2 separate regions of the Homo sapiens genome follow, and region 2 is linked to region 1. Evidence: read pairs that join two places in POLR2A ChIA-PET (ENCODE). Cell type or tissue: GM12878. All regions are shown on one strand. Each heading gives the region's core, and the rest is flanking DNA. Links, peaks and the distances in the headings are about the cores only. Region 1 overlaps SH3KBP1 (SH3 domain containing kinase binding protein 1). Region 2 overlaps MAP7D2 (MAP7 domain containing 2).

Evidence for each region. Peaks named below come from ENCODE experiments on the same cell type or tissue, not always from the same donor. Only the 100,000 strongest peaks of a DNase experiment are listed, where the experiment ranks them.
Region 2: POLR2A ChIA-PET joins it to region 1 with 5 read pairs; 2 of 35 experiments call an interaction of 5 or more read pairs at or near these places.

What each region holds. Positions count from the first base shown.
Region 1 is chrX:19,786,069-19,794,068 of GRCh38, forward strand. All of the region lies in intron 2 of SH3KBP1 (SH3 domain containing kinase binding protein 1), which reads right to left. Among named protein-coding and RNA genes, the nearest start is that of SH3KBP1, 98 kb to the right of the region's middle. In GM12878, for the core only: no CTCF peak of the experiment used is centred there; no DNase peak of the experiment used is centred there; H3K4me3 peaks cover 302 bases; H3K27ac peaks cover 4,265 bases.
Region 2 is chrX:20,069,185-20,085,047 of GRCh38, forward strand. All of the region lies in intron 1 of MAP7D2 (MAP7 domain containing 2), which reads right to left. Among named protein-coding and RNA genes, the nearest start is that of MAP7D2, 40 kb to the right of the region's middle. In GM12878, for the core only: no CTCF peak of the experiment used is centred there; no DNase peak of the experiment used is centred there.

The DNA of each region.
Region 1 (8,000 bases), core at 1-8,000:
TTTATGTTACCTGTATTGCACAATAATTTTTTACATTTTTTTAAGTAAAATCAAATGAGTTTAATGTGATGAGCCAAATTCCATTAAAGACAGCTTTTCCCACCTAAGCATCTAATGTACTCTGCATGTCTGGGGCCATGGTGGGACTCAGGAGGTCAGAGTAATAATTCTAAATTATTCCATCAGAATGGCATTGCCTTCAAAATAATCAAGGCCAGGGAAGAAGGGAAGAATGAGGAGGAGAGAGAACAAACAAAGCAGCATTGGCCAGCAGATGATAACGCTGAAGCTAGACGATGGGTAAAAAGGGGTTCATTAGACCAGCCCCTCTATTGAGTGCTATGCTTCAAACCTTTCTTGTGGCGGCCAACAAAAGTGAAAGCTGGTCAAGGGAATTTCATTCTCTGGGCAAATGCAAAAGTTTATCTCTAAGATATCTGGTGTCACTAATTATCTTCGTTTATTATGTCCCAGCAAGGCAAAGCACTAAGTCAATTTAAGGGTAGCAACAGTGTGACCAAATACTATTGTCTTCACACCTAACTTTTTGAATAGGATACATTTACATCATTCAAATCACACACATACACACAAACATCCCCACACAGAATCTAGCTCCCATTCTCCCAGTCTACCACTACCACACATAGGTTATTAGTTTCTTAGGCAACTTCTAGTTTCTTTAAGAAAATATCATACATTAGCATATCATACCCACTGTCCTGCACCTTGCTTTTCTCACTGAACAATAATATATTTGGAAGGTCCACAGCGGTAAAAAGCATCCTCATTCTTTTTTCTGACTGTAGAGTATTCTACTATATGGATGTACTATAACTTATATATCCCAAGTTGATGGACATTTAGGATGTATACAATATTTTTCTGTTACAAATCATTTCATATCTATCTTGTGAAGAAAATTTTTATTAAAACCTGGTAGTTCAATATATACTGTGACTATTATACAGCTTAATGATATTATGTTAATATTGTCTTGAGCTGGTATTCTCCCTCCTCTCCTGGGATCTCTAACTCTTTAAGGCACAGCCCAAGCCTAACTAAGTTCCTCAGCAAAGCCTGCCTTGATCTTTCTGGTCCACAACAAGCACTTCTTCTTAATTTCTGTACTACACCTTCTCACACCACTTTGCATGTATTATCTATTTTTTGGCTGTTTGATGTGAATTGTGTGTTCCTGGAGGCCACAGCTATTGCCTATTCTATTTCGGTATTCTGCACAGCCCCTAGCAGTTTCAGCAAGGAGAACATATTTAACAAACACTGATAATTAACTAGCATTAGTAAATGTTTCCCTTATTCATGATTCACAGGTTTTCTGGACCCAAGATGTCCTTCAGAGAAGGGGTCTAGCCAGTTTGATTCTGTGAATTGTTGTAAAATCATAATCAAATAGTGACTCATTGCAAAAAAAGATCCAAATTCAACAAATTGAATCCTCTTGGCATGCTCTGCACACAGAATAGGAAACATCATGACATTCAGAAGGTGCCCGACATCTCAATTCACAGGCACAAAATGATATTTAAATAGCATCTGTGATGGGGACACAGCCAACATATACAAAAAAGTTACAAGTAACATTGATGTGGGGTGGAGAGGAGTTCTCTCACACTTTTAAGGGTAAATTATGCTCAGCATAATTCTCAATCACATTTTAATTTTACTCTGCAATCTATTTCACTCATTCAATCACTCTATATTGAGGGTGGCCAGGGAAGGCCTCTCCAGCAGGTGACTTCTTCGCTGAAATCTGCATGGCAAACAAGAATGGCAGACCAGGCAGAGGGACTTCTCCTGAGAAGCTGCCGGACGCAGGCAGAGGTGCACAGATGGCAAATAGGGTTCCAATATAATTGGTGTTATGAGTTGAATTGTATCTCCCCAAAAGATATGGAAGTCCTTATCCCCAGTATCCATGAATATGACGTTATTTAGACATAGGGTCTTTGCAGATGATCAAGTTAAAATTAGGTCATTTGAGTGGCGCTAATCCAATATGAGTGGTATCCTTATAAAAAGGAGAACTTTGGGATGGGAGCTGTGGCTCACGCCTGTAATCTCAGCGCTTTGGGAGGCCAAGGTGGGAGGATCACTTGAGCCCAGAAGATGGAGGCTGCAGTGAGCCATAATCGTGCCAGTGCACTCCAGCCTGAGCAACAGAGCAAGATTCTATCTCCAAAAAAAAAAAAAAAACAAAAAAAAAAAACACAAAAATGAAGAACTTTGGACACAGAGATATGCACACAGGGAGAATGCCATGTGAAGATGAAGACAGAGACTGGGGTGATGTGTCTACAACCCAAAGATCGCCAGCAAACCACCAGAAGCAAGGGGAGGAGCAGACTCTCCCTCACGACCCTCAGAAGGAACCAACCCTGCCCACACCTTGATCTCTGAATTCCAGCCTCCAGAACTGCCAGACAATAAATTTCCACTGGTTAAGCCACTCACAGCATGTGGTACTTTGTCACAGCAGCACAAGCAAACTAATACAATGGGTGTCAGGTACAGTAAATATTCACACCACGCTGAAAGTCACTTTGAATCTATTTTGGCAGCAGAATCCTTGTCCTAAATACAATTTTACCTGGACCTCCAATATGTTAACAGATGAAAAGGATGAAAAGGGTTACTCAAAAGAAAATACTTCACTCAACCTATAAAGTACCAATCTCTGATCACATGAGTTCTTTGCAACCCTCTTTGAAAAGGACTTAAAAGGAAAGTTAAAAAAATAAAAAAATAAAAAGAGGCCAGGCACGGTGGCTCACGCCTGTAATCCCAGCACTTTGGGAGGCCTAGGCGGGCGGATCACGAGGTCAGGAGTTTGAGGCCATCCTGGCCAACATGGCAAAATCAGGTCTCTACTGAAAGTACAAAAATTAGCCGGGCATGGTGGCGCATGCCTGTAGTCCCAGCTACTCAGGAGGCTGAGGCAGGAGAATTGCTTGAACCTGAGAGGCAGAGGTTGTGGTGAGCTGAGATTGCGCCACTGCACTCTAGCCTGGGTGATACAGCAAGGCTCCATCTCAAAAAAATATATAAAAATAAAAATAAAGAAAGAAAAAGAAAAACCTCAAACCAGACGGGGTCAGAAAACTTGGGTGAGGGAAGGGGGTGGTGATTTCTATTATCATATTATTAAATGATTATGGTGACCACCACCACTGCCATTTGAAAGTACCTCCTAGAAGCCAGGCACTGTGTCCACTCTTCTTGTCAACTCAGGGTGTTGTGGTCCCTCTTTAGGAAAGCAAAATCAGGGGACCTGACTTGCTAAAAGCCCCCATCTTAGTCAGCCTAGGTTGCCATAACAAAATACCACAGACTAGGGGGGCTTAAATAATAGAAATTCATTACCTCACAGCTCTGAAGGCTGGAATCAAGGTACATTGGGTTTCTCCTGGGGCCCCTCTCCTTGGCTTGCAGATAGCCACCTGCTTGCTGTGTCCTCACATGGTCTTTCCTCTGTGCGTCTGCGTCCCTGGTATCTCTCGGTGAGCCCTAATCTCCTCTTCTTATGAGGACACCAGTCAGATTGGATTAAGGCCTACCCTAATGGCCTCATTTTAACTTAATCACCTCTTTAAAGGACCTATCTCCAAAGACAGTCACATTATGAGGTACAGGGGGGTTAGGGACAAAATTTGGCCCATAATAGCCCCTTAGGGAAAAAGCCACAGAGCCCACATTCCAACCCAGAACTATTTGACCCCAGAGGCCATTTTCCTCAGATCACACTGCCTGCCCCCTAAAAGCCCTCTTCATTTGCTATAAAGGAAAATATATTATCTGAACAATAAGAAAAATAAATAACAGCTTTTTGGTTTGTTCCCTTTTTAAGACTCTCTCGAGGTCATCCCCTGGGAAAGGCCAGGGAGAGTCCCCAGGGCACAGTGTCAGCCCTCGGGGCTCAAGGAGAAAGGAAATGAAAGCTGCCCCACCTCCTCTAAGAGGCCCAGCCTGAGGCCAAACCTACATGGATTTTAGCTTCCACCTTCCAGGACACTTCAGGCCGACTCAAAAAAAAAAAAAAAAATCCTGGCCAAGAATACCCTAAAAAGTGCCCATCAGAAAGCCCTGACTTTTCAGAAAATATGAGCCCTTCACATGGTTACCTGGGCTCTGGCAGCTGCCGTACCCACCAGGGTTCACAGAATCATCTTCAAACATCTACCATCCTCTGCTCCTTCAGATACCAAATCATATAAAAGATGGCACCCTGCTGTGCCCTTCCCTAGGCAGGAAAGCAGTGCTCTGAAGACTGAGATGACAGAGTCCTTTATGAGCACCGTTCTGGGGGCCTACAAGGGGGAGATGTCCAGGAGAGAGCCCTCCTTTACCAAGCACAGGGACCCCATGAAATCAGAAGAATTCTAGAGTGGACAACCAATCAAAATACTTACGTTCCAAACACCCAGCCAGAGTGAAGAGGACCAGAAACCAAGTGTTGGTTAAAATTTGATTAGGGATACATATCTGATCCAAGATAATAAAACAATTTAAAGCCCTAAATGCAGTACCAGCTATATTTTTTTTAAGGACAGTGTGAAAAAAAGTCATCTTGGAGTGGGAGAAGATGGGGAATGAAGAAACATCAGAAAAGACGTCATGGAAGAGATAAGAGGGGTAGTAATGACTGTAACATGATTATAACATGTTACATTTACATTTATTATATTATGTTCCATTTGATACAGTGTACCAAATGCCAAATGACCTATGCTTCTATTTCAGAGACCCACTGATATTTACATGTCACAACCTCTTTAGTAATAAGGGTCCATTTCTAACCACCTCAATTCTAATTGAGGCATGTCATCGAATACTCCCAGAAAGTTGTCTATCTGGGTATTGTCTCCCAACTTTATATGCATATTCTAACTCTGTGGTTGAAAAAAGTAAAAGCCAGTTTCAGGCCAACCCCAGGAGGAAACCAGTAAATACACATCCCCCTGAGTATGCTCAAGGCTGAAAACCAATACTCATAATGGTCATTAGGGAAGACATGGTCTCCTAACCAACTATGCTCCTTCCTATAGATGAGATTCTACCTTTGTGTTCCCAGCTTATTAATCAATAATTTATGCCAGGCATGAAAAAAATGCCTGATAGAAACAAGTCAAGCTATATATTGCTGGTAGAAGGGCAATTTAGCAATATCTATCAAAACCATAAGGACATAAACTCTTAACCCAACAACTCCACTGCTAAGCATGTATCCTATGGATAGACTCATAATAGAAGGTGACTTGTTGCAGGAGAAGCTGAAAACAACCCCAAATAGGGCACCAATTAAACAGAATAAGGTGCTGATATAGAAAGATGCATTAAGTAGAAAAAAGCTACTTGGCTCACACATTGCATTCTGTTGCCCAATTTGTGGGTTTTAAATTTTTTTGTATTTCAATATTTGTACAAGCATACAAAAATCCTAGAGAATGAAAAAAAAAAAAAAACCAAGAGGGAGGGGAGTAAAGTAGGAAACTTTATGCTCTTCTCTACCATCTGAATGTCTTTTCCGTGAGTTTATAATTTAAAACACATAGAAGAAAAATCCATGAGCAATGAGAATTCACGAGCATATAGCCTTGAATTTCTTTCAGTAGTGAACAGAATCTTAAAGGACGGTTAAGCAACCTTCACTGGGCTGATTCCTACTCAGGAAGTAGCCTGACACAGTTAAGACTGGGCTTCATGAACAAGGCACGAAACCCAAATGGTTTCTTATTAGTCATCGTTCAATCAGAAAACCAAAGAACTTTCCACACCCCATTCTGCAAGTCTAGCACATAAACACATTTTTAATCAATACATTTCCGTAATTTTGAGGGGTAAAGGTATGTGACATAATTAAAATACAATCCAGAACACTATGAATTCAATATCTTACTCAATGGATACTAAAAATTACAGTGATGGTAACTTCTAGAAGGAAAAAAAATAAGCTGGAAAGGGTGTAAGTATGCACATGGATACTCACCACGGTTTTGCATGTTAACAGCAAAAACAAAATTAGAAGCAAACCAAACGTACACAACAGGAGACTAAGTGAATAAACTATATGCTAGCCATACAACAAAATACTACAAACCTTAGTAACTCTGTATCATAGATATGGAAAGGTATTTGTGGCACATTTAAATTAAAAAGCTGTTTATAACAGCTTTTGGTATGGCTCTATTTGGAAAATTATTTTTTTAATATATACTTGTATACGCATGCTGGAAAAGGTTAGAAGGAAATAGACCAAAATATGAACCATGGTTATCTCGGCAGTAGGATTACAGGAGATTCTGCATATGTATATTTTGGCTGATCTCTATTCTAACTTTTCTATCAAAACATTTTTAACTGTGTGATTTTTAACTTAAAAAAATGTTGGCTATCTTATCCTTTGGCAGACACAATGCTCTTCCACGGAAGAGAATTCAACATGAAACATGTTGCTTGTTCTCTATTTTGCCCCTTTGCAGGTCTTTCAACAGTTTTTCTGATGCTTTAGAAACTAGAGAAAGGGGAAGAAGACAGGTCTAACATTTTCAAGGTCGTCTTTCCCTCTTTTAAATGTGGCTATTATGTTAGGCCAGTGGTTCCTAACCAGAGGCAATTGTGCCCCAGCAAGGGACATTTGGTAATGTCTGGAGACGCTTTCCTTTGTTGTCACGACTTGGAGGGATCTGGCGGGGGCGGGGGGTGGGGGCAGGGGCGGGACGGGCGATTGTGCTATTGGCATCTAGCGAGTAGACCCCAGAGATGCTCCTAAACATCCTACAACACACAGGACAGCCCCCACAACAGGCTTAACTGGCTCAAAATATCAACAGTGCCAAGGCTAAGAAACTCTGGGTAAATGAGTCTTCAAGTGACTCCCTAACCCTTCATAAACAGCACCCTCAAATGGCTATATAAGAGCATCTGGGCCAGGCATGGGTGGCTCACACCTGTAATCTCAGCACTTTGGGAGGCCGAGGTGGGAGGATTACTTTAGCCCAGGAATTCCAGACCAGCCTGAGCAATATAGTGGGACCCCATCTCTTAAAAAAATTTTAAAATTAGTCAGGCATGGTGGTTGCACACCTGTAATCCCAGCTATTTGGGAGGCTGAGGTGGGAGGATTGTTTGAGCCTGGGAGGTTGAGGCTACAGTGAGTTGTGATCACACCACTGCACTCTGGCCTAGGTGACAGAGCAAGCAAGACATTGTCTCAAGGAAAAAAAAATATATATATATATATATATATATCTGGCTAAGAGGCACCCGTGCTAAAGTGGGAATGCACTGATCGCTGAGGCGGAATACCTGGGTTGAATCCTGGATCTGCCTCTTTTCTAGCCGTGAAGCCTCAGGCAGGCAACTGTACTATCCTGCTGATTACCCCATCCTCCTCTATAAACTGGAAATCCCACCACTGGCCATCCACCTCCCACCTCTGAGTGCACAAGAAGCTTCAACACAATAATATGGGAGAAGAGGTTTTGTAAACTATAAAGCACCATGCACATGTGAATGCTATTATCATTCTAGGGTAGTAGTTGGCCAAGTTTACTAATGAACACACACTTAGGGTTTCAATGAGTCTTTACCTAGCACATTCCCACTGCCCTGAGTCACATTAACCTACTTCAGATGCTAACTTGGCAGTGATTTTTACTAAATACTGAAGCTGAAAAACATAAAGAGTGGTTTTCCTATATTATCTCTCCCTTGGCTTAAACTGTGAAGCACCAGAACTTAGTGATCAGACAACATGACCTGGAATCAGACTCCCAGGAAAGAATCCCACCTTTACATCTTACTAGCTTGGTGACCATGGAAAGTGATGTGGCTTCTCTGTGTCTCAGTTTCCTCATCTGTCTATCCAAACCAGAACATTTCAGAGTGAAATGGTTTATCATCTGACCAGGACATCTGAGAATGAAAGCAGGTGATGTCAATGTTAATGCGAGGACAACAGGCATACACCAGAACGGTCC
Region 2 (15,863 bases), core at 1-8,000, 280 kb after region 1:
ATTTGTGTGCATTTATCATCTTTTTTTTATCTTTTTGAGACAGGATATCACTCTGTTGGTTGCCCAAACTGGAGTACAGTGGCACGATCATTGCTCACTGCAGCCTCCAACTCTTGGGCTTAAGTGATCCTCCCACCTCAGCCTCCCACGTAGCTGGAACCACAGGTATGTGCCACCATGCCTGGCTAATTTTTTTATTTTTCAGTAGAGACAAGGTCTCCCTATGTTGCCCAGGCTGATGTTGGAACTCCTAGGCTAAAGCAATCTTCCTGCCTCAGCCTCCTAAAGTGCTGAGATTACAGGCATGAGCCACAGTCTATGGCCATCTCTTTCTTTTTTTAAAACCAGGGACCCAGTTTTACCTTTGAACTCCATAAGAACTTATGGAGAACAGATCCATGCCTACATGCTTGCCAGGGGTTGAGAGGGTAGGGGTGGGAGGGAAGTGGATGTCTATAAAAGGCATCATGAAATGTACTCTGTCTTGATTGTATCAGTGGTAACATTTTAGTTGTGATACTGTTCTATAGTTTTGTAGGATACTACCACTGGGGGAAACCAGGTAAAGGGTACATGGGCTCTCTCTGTAATTTTTTTTTTTTTTTTTTTGAGACAGGGTTTCACTCTGTCACCCAGGCTGGAGTGCAGTGGCACAATCAGCTCACTGCAGCCTCGAACTCCTGGGCCCAAGCAATCCTCTCACCTCAGCCTCCCATGTAGCTGGGACTACAGGCATGTGTCACCATGCTTGGCTTTTTCTTTTCTTTCTCTTTTTTCTTTTTGAGACGGAGTCTCGCTCTGTTGCCCAGGCTGGAGTGCAGTGGTGCGATCTTGGCTCACTGCAACCTCCGCCTCCCGGGCTCAAGCGATTGTCCTGCCTCAGCCTCCTGAGGAGCTGGGATTATAGGCATGCGCCACCACGCCTGGTTAACTTTTGTATTTTTAGTAGAGACGGGGTTTCACCATGTTGGTCAAGCTAGTCTCAAACTCCTGACCTCGTAATCTGCCCACCTCGGCCTCCCAAAGTGCTGGGATTAAAGGCATGAGCCACCGCGCCTGGCCTCGGCAATTTTTTTCTTATTTATTTATTTATTTATTTATTTATTTATTTATTTATTTGTAGAGATGCAGTCTCACTATGTTGCCCAGGCTGATCTTGAACTCCTGGCCTCAAGTGGTCCTCCTGCCTCAGCCTCCCAAAATGTTGGGATTACAGGCATTAGCCACTGCACCCAGCCTATAATATTTCTTATAGCTGCGTGTGGATTGACAATGACCTCAAAATACAAAAGTTTAATTATTTTTTAAAAAAATCTGGCCCAAATGTGAAGCCCTGGGAAGGACCTAAAGGGGATACCCTCTCAGAGATGCCCTACCCAGGAGAAGGACAAAGAGCACCCATGTCAGAGCCACCCCTTCCCCACTGTTGATGCAATAATGTTTCCCAGGGCAACAGCATCCAGGCAAACTTGCAACTCTGAAACAGAGGTCTTTTCCTGGGCAATTAATTCCTACAAAAAAATTGGAATAAAACAGGGATACTGAGCAGTCAAACAACTATCTTATGTTAACAGAAAAGCATAAAATCTCATACTTGACTGAGATCCTACTATCCCTGGGCTGCAGGAACACATTTTTAAAAACTAATTTTAAAATGAATTTTATTAGCTTGAAGTACTCTCCTATAGAATATTAATGACCTGATATTAGTCAATTATTCATGGTAAGAACCACTATCAAAATACAAAGTTTTAAAGGGAAGCCAGCTGTGTTCAACTTTGAAAAATTAATCACATTAAATGAATTTTAAAATAACCTTTCCGATCACACTCAGATTTGTGCAACTGCAATGTCCAGAAAAAAAGGGAAGGAGGAATGAAGAGCTCATCCAATAGGAAATACAATGAAGGGTCCTCACCTCCTCTGGGGAGCCATCCTGATCCCTTCAAGGGGTTGCCAGGCATCCTCTGCTCTGTGGACTCACAGGCACTGTTTCCCACCTTAATGGTCACTCTTGGTTGCACTGTGATGATCTGTTTAAGCATGTGGAGACCACCGCTTCTCAACTTTGGCTATACAATGGAATCACCTGGAGAGCTTTCAAAAATATAGATGCCTGGGTCTCCCTTCAGATTCTGATCTAGTCAGTCTTAGGTGTGGTTTAGGCACTGTTGCTTTAAAAGCCCCGCGTGTGATTCTAATGTGCATCCAGACCTGACAACTGTCCTAGCCCACTGCTCACCACACTTGAGCATGCATCAGAACCACCTGGAGGGCTTGTGAAAATGACTGCTGGACATCACCTCCAGAACTTCTGATGGAGTAAGTCTGGGGTGAGCCAGAGAATCTGCCTTTCTAACAAGCTTCCAGGTGAGGCTGACACTACTGGTCCAGGGCCCACACCTTGAGAACCAGTGTTCTAGATTATGGTGATTCTACAGGGCAGGGCCCTCCCTGTGGCTACTCTCTGTATGACAGAGCTCAGCAGAGTGAGCCCCAAAACAGTCTGCAGAAGGAATGACTGATCACCTGCCACATTCCTCCACAGTGTTTACCTTTGCCAAGGTTGTTACTGTCCTACATGCTACTGTCTAGGTCTGTTTGTTTTGTTTTGTTTTGTTTTGTTTTCCGTGGAGGTGGAAGGCAGGGGCAGGGGGACTGGGTCTTACTATGCTGCCCCTGGTTGATCTTTAACTCCTGGCCTCAAGCAATCCTCCTGCCTCAGCCTCTCCAGTCGCTGTGATTACAGGTGTGCACCACCCTGCCAGGCTTTGGGTCTTTTCATTTGACCCTTGTCCTCTAAACTCTTGTCTTATCTCTGAATCTCTGGCACCCTAAAGACTGGGAGGGACTCAAAAAGTTGCTGAATCAAAGGGCCACGAATATTATGTCCCATTGATGGAAACCTCCCAATTTGCAGAATATTTTAACCTCATACCAGAAGTGTCTATAAAAACAACCAACATTTTAAGGCATCTTTGTACCCATTTTTCTGCTAGAGTTGTGGGAGGAATACAAGGGTAAAGAAAGGAAGGCACTCCATGAGCTGCTCCCCATAGCCCCACCCCCAACACACACACAGATTAATCTTTCCATTGAATTCCATCAGTGCTCTGATTCTCACAGACCTTTTTCCTCTTTACTTCACATTCGGGTCCTTCCCTCTCTCATTCACCACCCTCAGGCACAGGAAACTCTACCCTCCCGATGCCCTCTCTCGCCAACCCTCCCTTTCCAGTCCATCCATCAGGATACAAGCTTCTTAAGGGCAGGGCTATGTTCCATTTCTTCTTGTAGCCCCCAAAGGGCCTAGCACAGTGTTTTGTGCACAGTAAGCACTCAAGAAATGTCAAGTTCATGAAGGGGAAGCAGTAACATATACTGAGCACCTCAGTTTTTGTTCTGTCTTGGCCTCCAGGGGATTGGAGGATCCCACCCACGTTGAGGGTGGATCTTCCCCCACCTAGTCCACTCAGACTCACACACCAATTTCCTCTGAAAACACTCTCACAGACACACACAAAAATAATGCTTTACCAGCTCTCTAGGTATTCCCCAATCCAGTCAAGTTGACACTAAAAATTAACCATCACACTGGATAAATATAATATGGCGTTATACATCCATACAATGAAATAATGTTCAGCCATAAAAAAGGAATGAAGGGGATGGGAGACATTGTGAAACACTACTAATGGGTTCAAGATTTCTTTTGGGAGTGATGAAAATGTGATGGTATTTTAGGCAGTGGTGACAGTTTCACAACATTGCGAATGTACAAAATGCCACCAGATTACACTTCAAAATGATTAATGTTATTATTAGTAAATTATATTGCAATAAAAGAATTTGTAGTGCTCCCCCCCACCCCAAAAAAAGCAAAATACCAAAAACCACATCAGGGAGTGTTCCACAACAAGGCTTAAAATCCAGAGCCTAGTTGATCTTATCTGCGGCCTTCTCCCAAATCTTCTAGGTTGCCTGTTTTTCCTTTTCATCCCAAATATCTAGATGATATATCTGGTTCCAAAGGCAAACCTATGTGGTACATGTGAGTATGTAAAAATCATATATATTTCTATAAAGTATCTTTGTCACACAATCCCAACAGCTTTGTTATTAATTATACTTTGTAAAACTGGGGAGCAAAAATAAATGTTAGCAAGTTGGAAGAAAAATGAGTGTTTATTTTTAAAAGGGGATGAAAAAAACTGCCAATAAATGATAAATGTGTTGTGATAAACAGCTGCTGTGATGGTTACATGAAATGTGTGGGAAGAACTTCCCGTATAATAAATGCTCATTAAATGTTGCTGGCCATTATTTTTAGAGGGGTTCTTTTCTTTTCTTTTTTTTTTTTTTTGAGATGGAGTCTCGCTCTGTCACCCAGGCTGGAGTGCAGTGGCACAATCTTGGCTTACTGCAAGCTCCACCTCCCAGGTTCACACCATTCTCCTGCCTCAGCCTCCTGAGTAGCTGGGACTACAGATGCCCGCCACCACGCCTGGCTAATTTTTTGTTTTAGTAGAGATGGGGTTTCACCGTGTTAGCCAGGATAGTCTCGATCTCCTGACCTCGTGATCCGCCTGCCTCAGCCTCCTAAAGTGCTGGGATTACAGGCGTGAGCCACTGCACCCGGCCCATTTCTTTAATCTAGAAAATAACCCACCGGCCGGGCGCGGTGGCTCACGCCTGTAATCCCAGCACTTTGAGAGGCCGAGGCGGGCGGATCACCTGAGGTCTGGAGTTCGAGACCAACCTGACCAACATGGAGAAACCCCATCTACTAAAAATAGAAAAATTAGCCGGGCATGGTGGCACATGCCTGTAATCCCAGCTACTTGGGAGGCTGAGGCAGGAGAATCACTTGAATCTGGGAGGCGGAGGCTGCGGTGAGCCATGACTGCGCCATTGCACTCCAGCCTGGGCAACGAGAGTGAAACTCCGTCTCAAAAAAAAAAAAAAAAGAAAGAAATGGAGACTTTAAAACATCAAGTGACCCACCCATCCAATGTCCTATTAAGTGGGAGGAGTCTAATTATCTCTCTGACTTTTAATCCAGTGTGATTTCTTCTGGACTCTGCTGCTCTCCTGGGAGAGAGGAGGTGGGGTCAGATTCAGATCAGTGAAAGGCAGGAGTTGGAAATTCCAGGCAAGGGTAATGATTTATGCAAAAATATGCTAGAAAATAATAAAGCCTGAAATCCAATTGAACTTTTCAATCTTGCAAGTGGAAACTGAAAATCAACTGACAGAATCTAGAACCTTTTTCATTATTGCATGAGGGTATATTGTTTTTGTTCGGAAAGCATCACATACTCCCGCCTCATATTTTTCATTTAAAACCTCAAAACCAATTACAATCCCATAAGGTCACTAAACTTCCCATTTAAATTTCTTTCAGTGTAGGGCTAAATCTCAATTCTCTCCATAACTCAGGATGAGTGCTTTAATACAATGGACTTTTGATGAAAACCAACAGCGAAATTGTGTAGCAACCTAATTTTTCTTCAAAATGAAATTCATAACCATTAAAGGCACTCTGAGAACATCAACAAAACAACCCTTAACAGTGTTAAAATGAGGCCAGGCGCGGTGGTTTACTCCTGTAATCCCGGCACTTTGGGAGGCTGAGACAGGTGAATCACCTGAGGTCAGGAGTTCAAGACAAGCCTGGCCAACATGGTGAAACCCCGTCACTACAAAAAAATACAAAAAATTAGCTGGGTGTGGTGGTGTGTGCCTGTAGTCCCTGCTACTCAGGAGGCTGAGGCAGGAGAATCACTTGAACCTGGGAGGTGGAGGTTACAGTGAGCCAAGATCGTGCCACTGCACTCTAGCCTGGGTGACAGAATGAGACTCCATCTCAAAACAAACAAACAAACAAACAAAAACAGTGTTAAAATGAAGGTTTAATCATACCAGCATACAATGTGCAAAAAAAGAAAACCCTAAAAAGTCAATTTAATGTATGATTGGCACTTTCAAAATCCCAAATCATGAAATTTCAGGTGGAACAGCTCTGAGGCCCCATTCAACCAGAGATGAGACTGCTCCATCTCTCTCTCCACCAGAAAGAGAACTCTGTCTTTATGTTCTTGGCTTTTTCCATTCTACCCATCCAATATGAATCAGTTATTGGGCTTTCATTACACAGATGGAGAATGTATGTGGGTAGATTTCCAGGACTGTGAGAAATGAATCAGTTTTCATTAATCGACACTGGAAAGGGGAAAAATATGCTGCATGGGGGTGGGGGATGGGGGGAATAAAAGAGAGAAGGAAGTGAAAGAGAGATGAGGGACTAGGAAGCCATGAGCCATGTTGGACTGTTTCTGGGGAGAGTTCTGACTAGGAATTGAGTGAGGGAAGGGTTTTGTGTGACTCTTGGAAGGTACAGTGTGTGGGTGTGTCAGTGTGTGTGTGCACAAATAATACTGGGAGCCAGAGGACGAGGCAAAAAGCTGCATATTAGGAATTCATCTTTTGACACTTTTCTAGTCTCCAGTAAATGTACAAATTGCTTTTAATCCCTTTTGACTACTGAATTCTATTTCTTCGACTATTACATGAAGTTCTGGTATTTATTTGGGATACTTATTTTGGAAACAAATACCTAGGCAGGAACTAACCTCAGGGGAATCATATGGTTACAAAGACCTATCAGTGGCCATTTATTCCATTTTCTATCTCTGACAAGAGCAGAACCAGGTGGTTTCAACTTAAATTTGTCTCTCAGGAAGATGCCATTTCTTGCAATAGCTTAATAACTCTTCCGAGCATTTTTTTGGGTGGGGGAGGGTTCTAATCCAATGATTCTCAAGCTTTCGTGTGCATCAGAATCCATTAGAGGGCTTATTAAAAACTGATTGCTGGGCTCTACCCCTAGAATTTCTGAGTTAGTAGGTCTGGGGTGGGGCCTGAGAATTTGTATTTCTAATAAATTCCCAGATGATGCTGATGCTGCTAGTCTAGGGACCACGCTCTGACAATGAATGATCTAATCCATTTCCTACCTGCTATAATTTTCTGAACTGGCTTAAATTTTCTCTTAAATGGTGATAATAAGTCACTATTATCACCCAATTCATTCCTTGCAACGTGCCCCTTTCAAAGATGTCATGATTCATACTTTTGAATGAGGCAAGTCTAGAACTAGGAATTAAGTTCAATAACTACTGACTACTAGGATGAAGGTATAGACATCCAAAAGGTATAGACAATTAAAAAATGTATACAGGCCGGGCGCAGTGGCTCATGCCTGTAATCCCAGCACTTTGGGAGGCTGAGGCGGGTGGATCACTTGAGGTCAGGAGTTCGAGACCAGCCCGGCCAACATGACAAAACCCCGTCTCTACTAAAAATACAAAAATTAGGCGTGGTGGCGTGCACCGTAATCCCAGCTACTTGGGAGGCTGAGGCAGGAGAATCTCTTGAACCCAGGAGGTGGAGGTTGCAGTGAGCCAAGATCACGCCACTGCACTCTAGCCTGGGCAACAAGAGCAAAACTTAGTCTCAAAAAAAAAAAAAAATTGTATACAGATGCCAAAAAGTCCTTGAAAAGAAAGAAGTGGAGAAATAGGGAACTACTTTAAGACTATATACAAATCTACGCCGTTAATAGATTTTTATAAAATATGCCCACTAAATTCCCATAGGTTTCCTTTTAAAACAGCTAACTGAATTACATTTTCCAGAAAAATGCAGACATGTAAGATTATTACTAAACAATTCAAATGATTCCTAAATGATTTTCTTAAATCACAATTGCACAGCTAAGAGAAGGGCCATTTTCCCCACCAAATGTAGAATTGGGCGAAGCCCAAACAATACAAAGTGCATAGTACTTTGACATCAAGGTCAAATAATAATAATGAGAATGGATCCCTCCCCTGACCCCCGACTCCAAAACTTGGCATGTAATCATCACCATTCTGCCACAAAATCCTCTACACACGGTTATCAGAAGAAGGTACAACAGGAGTTCTAGCCGCGCACAGTGACTCACGCCTGTAATCCCAGCACTTTGGGAGGCCGAGGTGGGCAGATCACCTGAGGTCAGGAGTTTGAGACCAGCCTGGCTAACATGGCAAAACCCCGTCTCTACTAAAAATATAAAAATTAGCCAGGTGTGGTGGCATAAACATAGTACCAGCTACTCGAGAGGCTGAGGCACGAGAATTGCTTGAACCTGGGAGGTGGAGGTTGCCGTGAGCCAAAGTTGCACCATTGCACTCCACCCTGGGCATCAGAATAAGACTCTGTCTAAAAAAACAACAACGACAACAACAAAAAAAACAGGAAAGTTCCGCAGGACCTGCTCTAAGCTTCCTCTTCTATAAAATGGAGATAAGAGTAGAACCTATCATAGAGTGAGAATTAAATGAGATATAGGCACTGCTTAACTGTATCCAGCACACAATAGGAGCTCAACAAATCCAGCTATTCTGCGTTGGCTATTCTAATGCACATGCTCCTATTTATTGTTCTCCACCTTCCACTATGGAGGGCCTCTGCACACACACCTGGAAACCTCAATCAGGCTACCTTTCCTAATGGGGGTGATAAGATAGAGTACATTACAACACTGCCAGTGTAAAACTAGGGCAAGGATTCTTTTCCAACAAAAATTATACTAGAAACATGTATATGTCCTCTTCATTTCTCATCTTCTGCAAAGAGTATATCAGTTACCAATCACTGTTTGTTTGCTTGTTTTTGTCTACACATGTAGACACACGCCCTTTATGGTAGAAATGAGAGATCCTGTCTTCAGCAAAATAAGTAATTTCTTATTTAAAAAGTACGTAGAGATGACATCTCACAAACACTAATTATGAAGGTGGTATATGATGATGTTATTCTATATTCATACACATGTACTCAGCCACCCCAGGAACTCCTGCGCCAGTAACTCAATCTGGTAAATAAGCTCCCCAGAACCAAAAGACAACATGCCAAGTTATAAAATTCAACAGTGCCTAGTTTTGAGGACTGTACACGTATTTGTGGGCTAGATTGTCTTTTTCTAAAAATATGAGTTCCTAAGCACCTACTTCTGGCCAGGCATTATTCTCTACAAATATTATTTAATGCTCACAATACTCCTAGGAGGTGGGAGGCACCCCCATTTTATAGATGAGGAAATTGAGACTCAGAGAGGTTAAGAAATCTGTCCAAAGTCACACAGCTATTAAGTAGCAAAGCATGAATTTGAGGCCAGTCTGGTTGACTCTCAATAATGAGAGGGCCTAAAGGGAAGGAGCACTGACAGAGAGACCTAGATATCTAGAAAATGGTAGCTATTCCTACTGGGAAGCACGAAGGATGATGCTAAGAAAGAGGAGTGGGCTCTGCCCAGCTCAGTTAAATCCCTGCTCAGCACACACTAAGTGTGACTTCTGGGGAAGCTTCTCAGCCTCACTTTTCTCAGCTGTTAAACAGCACCTGTGTTACAGAGTAATGTGGAGCTTAAGGAACAATATATGCAAAGCTCTTAGAACATATTAAATGCCTAATAAATATTAGCTAACAGTATTATCATCATTATTACTGGTTTAGATATGGCCCTGAAATGAGATATGTCCTGAGTATCCAGAAAGCATGAGTATTCCTTAATCTCATTACCTGACCACCACCATGTCTACTACCACAGTCTAGAACCAGCCCCTGACCCTCCCTGATCTTTAATCCTTGTTTTCACATCAGCAATGTCTTCAGCTTGCCCCAAGCCTCCAGTGGGGGACCCATTGGGTAGGCTAGGCCCCGAGAGTGTACATATTTGCCAAAACTCATCAAACAGTAGACTTAAAATTTGTGCATTGTAGTGTATGTAATTTATACCTATTTTCAAAGCTGTAACAACTACAGCAACAAACAGAAAAGGCAAAATTCAGTGCTGACCACCTGCCATATGTTGTTAGTGCCCAAAGCTATGAAGAATAACCCGGCAACTCCCAGGTAACCACATCTTCACTGTGGCCCTGTGAAGAAGTGGGGTGTATTTGGACTCCAAGGGCAGCATGGGAAATAGGAGGTATGCCTTCTGCCAGGGCCAGCATGGGAACTGAAGTCACCTGCAAAGGCCCAGGCAGTGGCTGAAGAGAAAGAGCATGGCAAAAAGGCCTAACCTTGCTGGTTACCAGAAGATAAGGAAATCTAAGAAGCTGGTTCGTTGGTCCTGAACTCTTCCTTGACAGCTGTTATCTTCCAGGGTAACTGTTAACCTGACTTTCTCATGCTTTTAACTGTCTCCAGTCTACATCAGATCCCAGCTACAAATGCCCCAAAGGCCTGGTTCTTTCTACAGCTACAGTAAAACTGCCTCAATTGGATTTTCTCCCCATTCATAGATAAAGCTCAGCCCCCTCGGCCCTGAGAGCTTCTTCTTGGCTCCATCCATGTGGCCTGCCCAACTGTATCCTAGTCAAGAGACTGGGTAAATTCCTTAACATCTCAGAGGTTTAAATTCCTCTTCTATAAAATAGGAACATTACTACCTACATCCCAAGGTTATGGGGTAGAGGCAAGACCTTTTGAAAATGCTTGGCATGCAGGAGTATTCACAGTTGGCTCCTTTCCCCTGATGATAGAAGAGAACACAGACAAAACAAGTTGGGGCAGATGACCACTGGGCCCCAAATCCTGGAATCATTTCAGTCTTCCCAAGAACCCCATAAAACTACTCCAGGAAACCCCCCACAACTTCCTAAGAGGTCACAGTTTTCATTCTAAGGCTTTCTCTGCCAAGCTGATAGTTTGCTTAGAAGCTAAGATGAGCAAACTCAAAGGTAGCGAAGGAAGACATAGTCTAGAAAAATTAAACTCAACTGATTATCTACCGGGCACCATGATATGAAAGCTTAGCTCCCACCCTGGATCCTCATCTGGGAGGCAGGAATTACCTAGCTTCCTGTGTTTCTACAATTATATGTAATTTCAAAATAAGCCAATATGCACAGCATATTCTATTCACAGCATGATTTGCTAGTTAAAAGAAACCTATACAGCTAAGCTCAGGGCTCCCTAAGGTAATACGGGTGACTCTATGCTGAGGTCTGTCCTCCCAGCCTTCTTCCCTGTGCGGTGGTTGCAAGATCATCTCTCCTCCACCTTCATGCTCTCCTTTCTGTGTAATTCTGTTCATCACAGTTTTTTGTGCATGCCTGTTCTTCAACAACAAGAATGTGGATTCTACCCACCCTATACAAGGTGATCCCAAAAAACCAACAAGCAAATGGGGCTAGAATGAGATAAGGCAGTAAACATGGACAGGGCAGCAAGGGTAGAGTTTTCTACCATGGACAGGGCATGTAGGTCTGGGCATCTGAACTTGGCCTCAGGTCCTTTAGAGATGGAGAGGCTCTGACATGCAGGGCTTTTGCGTGAGCTTCTGGAGTCTCACCTGATAAAGGGCTCCAATCATGCAGACAAAATGACCCTTGAAGAGCACCCCCACATCCCCCAGCAAGTACAGAGAGGGCAGCTGAGTACAGTGCCCTGGGAGCAGGGGCTCCAGAGCCAGGTAGCCTGGGTTCTAACCCCATGGAGATCGCGCCCACTCACTGGATCACTAGGAGCATTAATTGAGAGGGAAAGGATGCAAACAGGAGGAGGGAAAAGAGGGAACTGCTCAGTACACTATGCGCTACACAAGCACTGCTCAATAAATGTCAGGCATCATTATTCCTCAGCCTAACCCAGCCAGTATTTTCCTGTAATGGTGGGGCAGAGGCTGGCTTTCAGGTTACATATCAGGAGAAGCGGTTGCTCAATGAGGGTTGTGTCATGTGAAAATACAAGCTCCCAACTCACCAATCCAAGACAAGACTCAGAAAGGCTTTGAGCTTCTGGAAAGAGGGCCAAGACACGGGGATAAATGACTCTTGCTTAGAAGCTTGTTGCTTTTTCTCAGCAACAAAGCACAAGAAATGTACAAATATCTCTTTTAAACTGTGGACAGAACCCAGCAGGTAATGACTGGTAAAGAGAAATTACCTGTGGAGTTTCCAGTATTAGCAATGTCATTTGATTTCTATTCATGGTGATGTGTATGTGTGTTTAATAACATGAAAGTAAAAGATGTAAAAGAGTCTCATCCTTCCTATAGGGAGATAGCTAAAAAGAAAAAGAAAGAAAAAAGGATCCCAAAGGCTCACCAGAGACCTTTCCAGCCAATCTCCATGGCACTCCTGGCCCAGATGCCCATAAGGCCCCAGGTCCCTACCATAGGACAAGCTGCACTCTTGAGTATGAGCAAGCCAACTGCAAGCTCTTTGTCTCAAGCTGATTATATTGTCCTCATTCCTTGTTTCTGTTTCTGCACAATTACATGTATGTGGTTGTTTGGGGTCCCTCCAACCTCACTGTTACAGGGTTAACAGGACCCTTCAGACCCCTTCCCTGAGGACAGCCCCTTCTTCCTAGGCTGACAACTCTTCCTTGGCCATCTCACTGGGCATCAGATCTGATTTTTTTTTTTTTTTTGAGACAGAGTCTCACTCGGTCGCCTAGGCTGGAATGCAGTGGCACGATCCTAGCTCACTGTAACCTCTGCCTCCTGGGATCAAGGGATTCTTGTGCTTCAGCCTCCTGAGTAGCTGGGATTACAGGTGTGCACCACCACGCTCAGCTTTTTGTATTTTTAGTAGAGGCGAAGTTTCACCATGTTGGCCAGGCTGGTCTCAAACTTCTGACCTTAGGTGATCAGCCCGCCTCAGACTCCCAAAGTACTGGGATTACAGGCATAACCCACCGCGCCCGGCCCAGATCTGAGCTTTAATCACTGCTGAGCACAAACTACCCAATGTGAACTGCTTGCTCTCCTAGCCCTGCTATTCCAACTTAGCTCATGGCAATTCCAGCCCACAGAAGAGATGGTCCCAGTTACACCACTGAGTCCAGAGGCCACTGACAAGGCTACTGAAGAGCAATGCAAGTCATCAGGGTAGTGCTTAGGCCTGCTCCTACCACCAGCTGGCTTCCGTTTCAAGAAGATTCCTTAGTTTTAAAACAAAATGCAAAGGATAAATAAAGGGGCTAGGAAAAAAAATCACTCTTTTGGGCTGGGAGCAGTGGCTCATGCCTGTATTCCCAGTGCTTAGGAAGAAAGTGGGAGCATCGTTTGAGGCCAGGAGTTCAAGACCAGCCTGGGCAACATACCAAGACCCTGTCTCTACAAAAAATATTTTTTTAATTAGAGAGTAAAACTCTTGGTATTACAACAATTGGGAGACAGGTTAAAAATGATTTTGAAAGTTAGAACCCCTGTTCCATTTCCATTTGTCTCTGAAAAACATGCCCAGCAGAGTTACCCCCATCCTAGGCCTACAGATCTGTGCGTCTGGCATCCTCAGTCCAGCCACAACATAATTCTTAAACAAGGACAATCTTCAAGGGCACTTTGAGGCCTTGAGGAAACAGCTTCATGGCACAAATAGATTATTATTTTTGTATTTTTTTTGAGACGGAGTCTCGCACTGTTGTCGGGGCTGCAGTGCAATGGCGCGATCTCGGCTCACTGCAACCTCCGCCTCCTGGGTTCATGCCATTCTCCTGCCTCAGCCTCCCAAGTAGCTGGGATTACAGGTGCACACCACCACACCCGGCTAATGTTTTGTATTTTTAGTAGAGACGGGGTTTCATTATATTGACCAGACTGGTCTCGAACTCCTGACCTTGTGATCTGCCCACCTTGGCCTCCCAAAGTGCTGGGATTACAGGCGTGAGCCACTGCGCCCGGCCACAGATAGATTATTTTTAAACCACAAAAGCAGAGTACAATGTGTAACCGCATTCAACATTGTTCAGGGCAGTCTGGTTGGCCTTTTAAACAGCCTCGCAGTTATCTCTAGCTTGTCAATTAAATTTACCTCTATCTAACCCACCTCCAGCCTCTAACCGCATCCCTGCTAAAACCCTCTTTGGAAAACAAAAGAACCATGAATCTTAAAGTTCAATTTATTGCTGCCAGTAGTTAAAAGTTGATTTTGAAAATAGTAAAACTACAGATTATGATACAAAAGAAAAGGTAAACCGTGGAACTGAATATTTGGTTCTGGGAAAGATTTGTGAAAAGTAAAACAACGAGGCCTTCAGGGGAGAATTCCCAAGGTTTATGGACATGTACAAGCTTCTCTTTTGGCCATTCCACAGAAAAGGCCACTGCCATTCCAAAATAACACATAGGAAAAGTGCTTTTCCCATGTGCACTACAGGTATGCCTGAGTATGGATGGTACCTGGGCTGTTGTGGCTGTCACTATTTCTTTCCTTTTCATTTCAGGAACATAAAAATAAATGATATATGCATTTTCAAATCCTGTGTGTTGCCATTCATCTGTAAAAACGATCATCAAAGAACAGCAATATGCTGTTGCTATTTAAGCATGCTAGCACATCACAGCAATCGGGTTTTGGATTTACCACATTATTTTAAGTTAGCCAAACTGTCATACTTAAAGGTCAATACATACATTTCTATTATAGCTGACCGAAAACTAGTGCTTCAGATGACCACTGCCTTTAAAAATAGCAAGCTACACAATCCTTACATTCTAATACTGTGGTTCTCAACCAGGGGAGACTGTGTACCCCAGTGCTTGGCAAAGTCTGGAGATATTTTGAGACTCCAAAATATCTCCTGGGGAGGTGCTACTGGCATCTAGTGGGTACAGGTCAGGGATGCTGCTAAACATTCTACAGTGCACAGGACAACCCTCAGCCTCAAACAAGAATCATCCAGCCCTTGGCTCAGGCCTGTAATCCCAACACTTTGGGAGGCTGAGACGAGTGGATCACTTGAGGTCAGGGGTACGAGACCAGCCTGGCCAACATGGTGAAACTCTGTCTCTACCAAAAATACAAAAATTAGCCAGGTGTGGTGACACGCGCCTGTAATCCCAGCTACTCGGGAGTGTGAGGCAGGAGAATCACTTGAACCCGGGAGGCGGAGGTTCCAGTGAGCTGAGACCGCATCGCTGCACCCCCGCCTGGTCAACAGAGCAAGACTCACAAAAAAAAAAAAAAAAAGAATCATCCAGCCCCAAAAGTGAGTAGTGCCAAGGGTAAGGAAGCCTGCTGTAGTAAGCTACACTGCATGTGACGAATAAAAAAACCTTCTTCACAGTGTATACACCTTGGTTCATGCCACATCAATATACGGTAGTAATATAAAACCTCAGAAAACGATAAAGAAAATAAACACGATTCCCATTTGGGTGGCTTTGTTAAAAATGGTAGCAATAATAAAATAATTCTTCAATCGCAGAGAATTAGTAAACTTCTGATAGGTGTTTGACAGCATCAATGGGCATAATTTGTTCCCCTAGGTAGGACTGTACCCTCCCTCCCTTCCTTCCTGTTCCCTCCCTCCCTCCCTCTCTCTCTCTCTTTCTTTCTTTTTGAGACAGAGTCTCACTCTACTGCCCAGGCTGGAGTGCACTGGCACAATCTCGGCTCACTGCAACCTCCGCCTCCCTGGTTCAAGCAATTCTCCTGCCTCAGCCTATCGAGTAGCTGGGATTACAGGTGCGCACCACCACGCCCAGCTAATTTTTGAATTTTTAATAGAGATGGGGTTTTGACATGTTGGCCAGGCTGGTCTCGAACTCCTGACCTCAAGTGATCTATCTACCTGCCTCAGCCTCTCAAAGTGCTGGGATTACAGGTGTAAGCTACCACACCCGGCCAGTAGGGCTGTATCTAAACGCCTTATTAGTAGTGGTAAGGCTTTTAATTATTATGGAATAAACTGCACCAACCTTCCTTTCCCAGATGGCAGTACAGTGAAACCATGGTAGGAACCTGCAAGCGAGGCAAACACATTGAGCTGCCTCACAATCTGGAGTGGGAAGGCTTACTTGG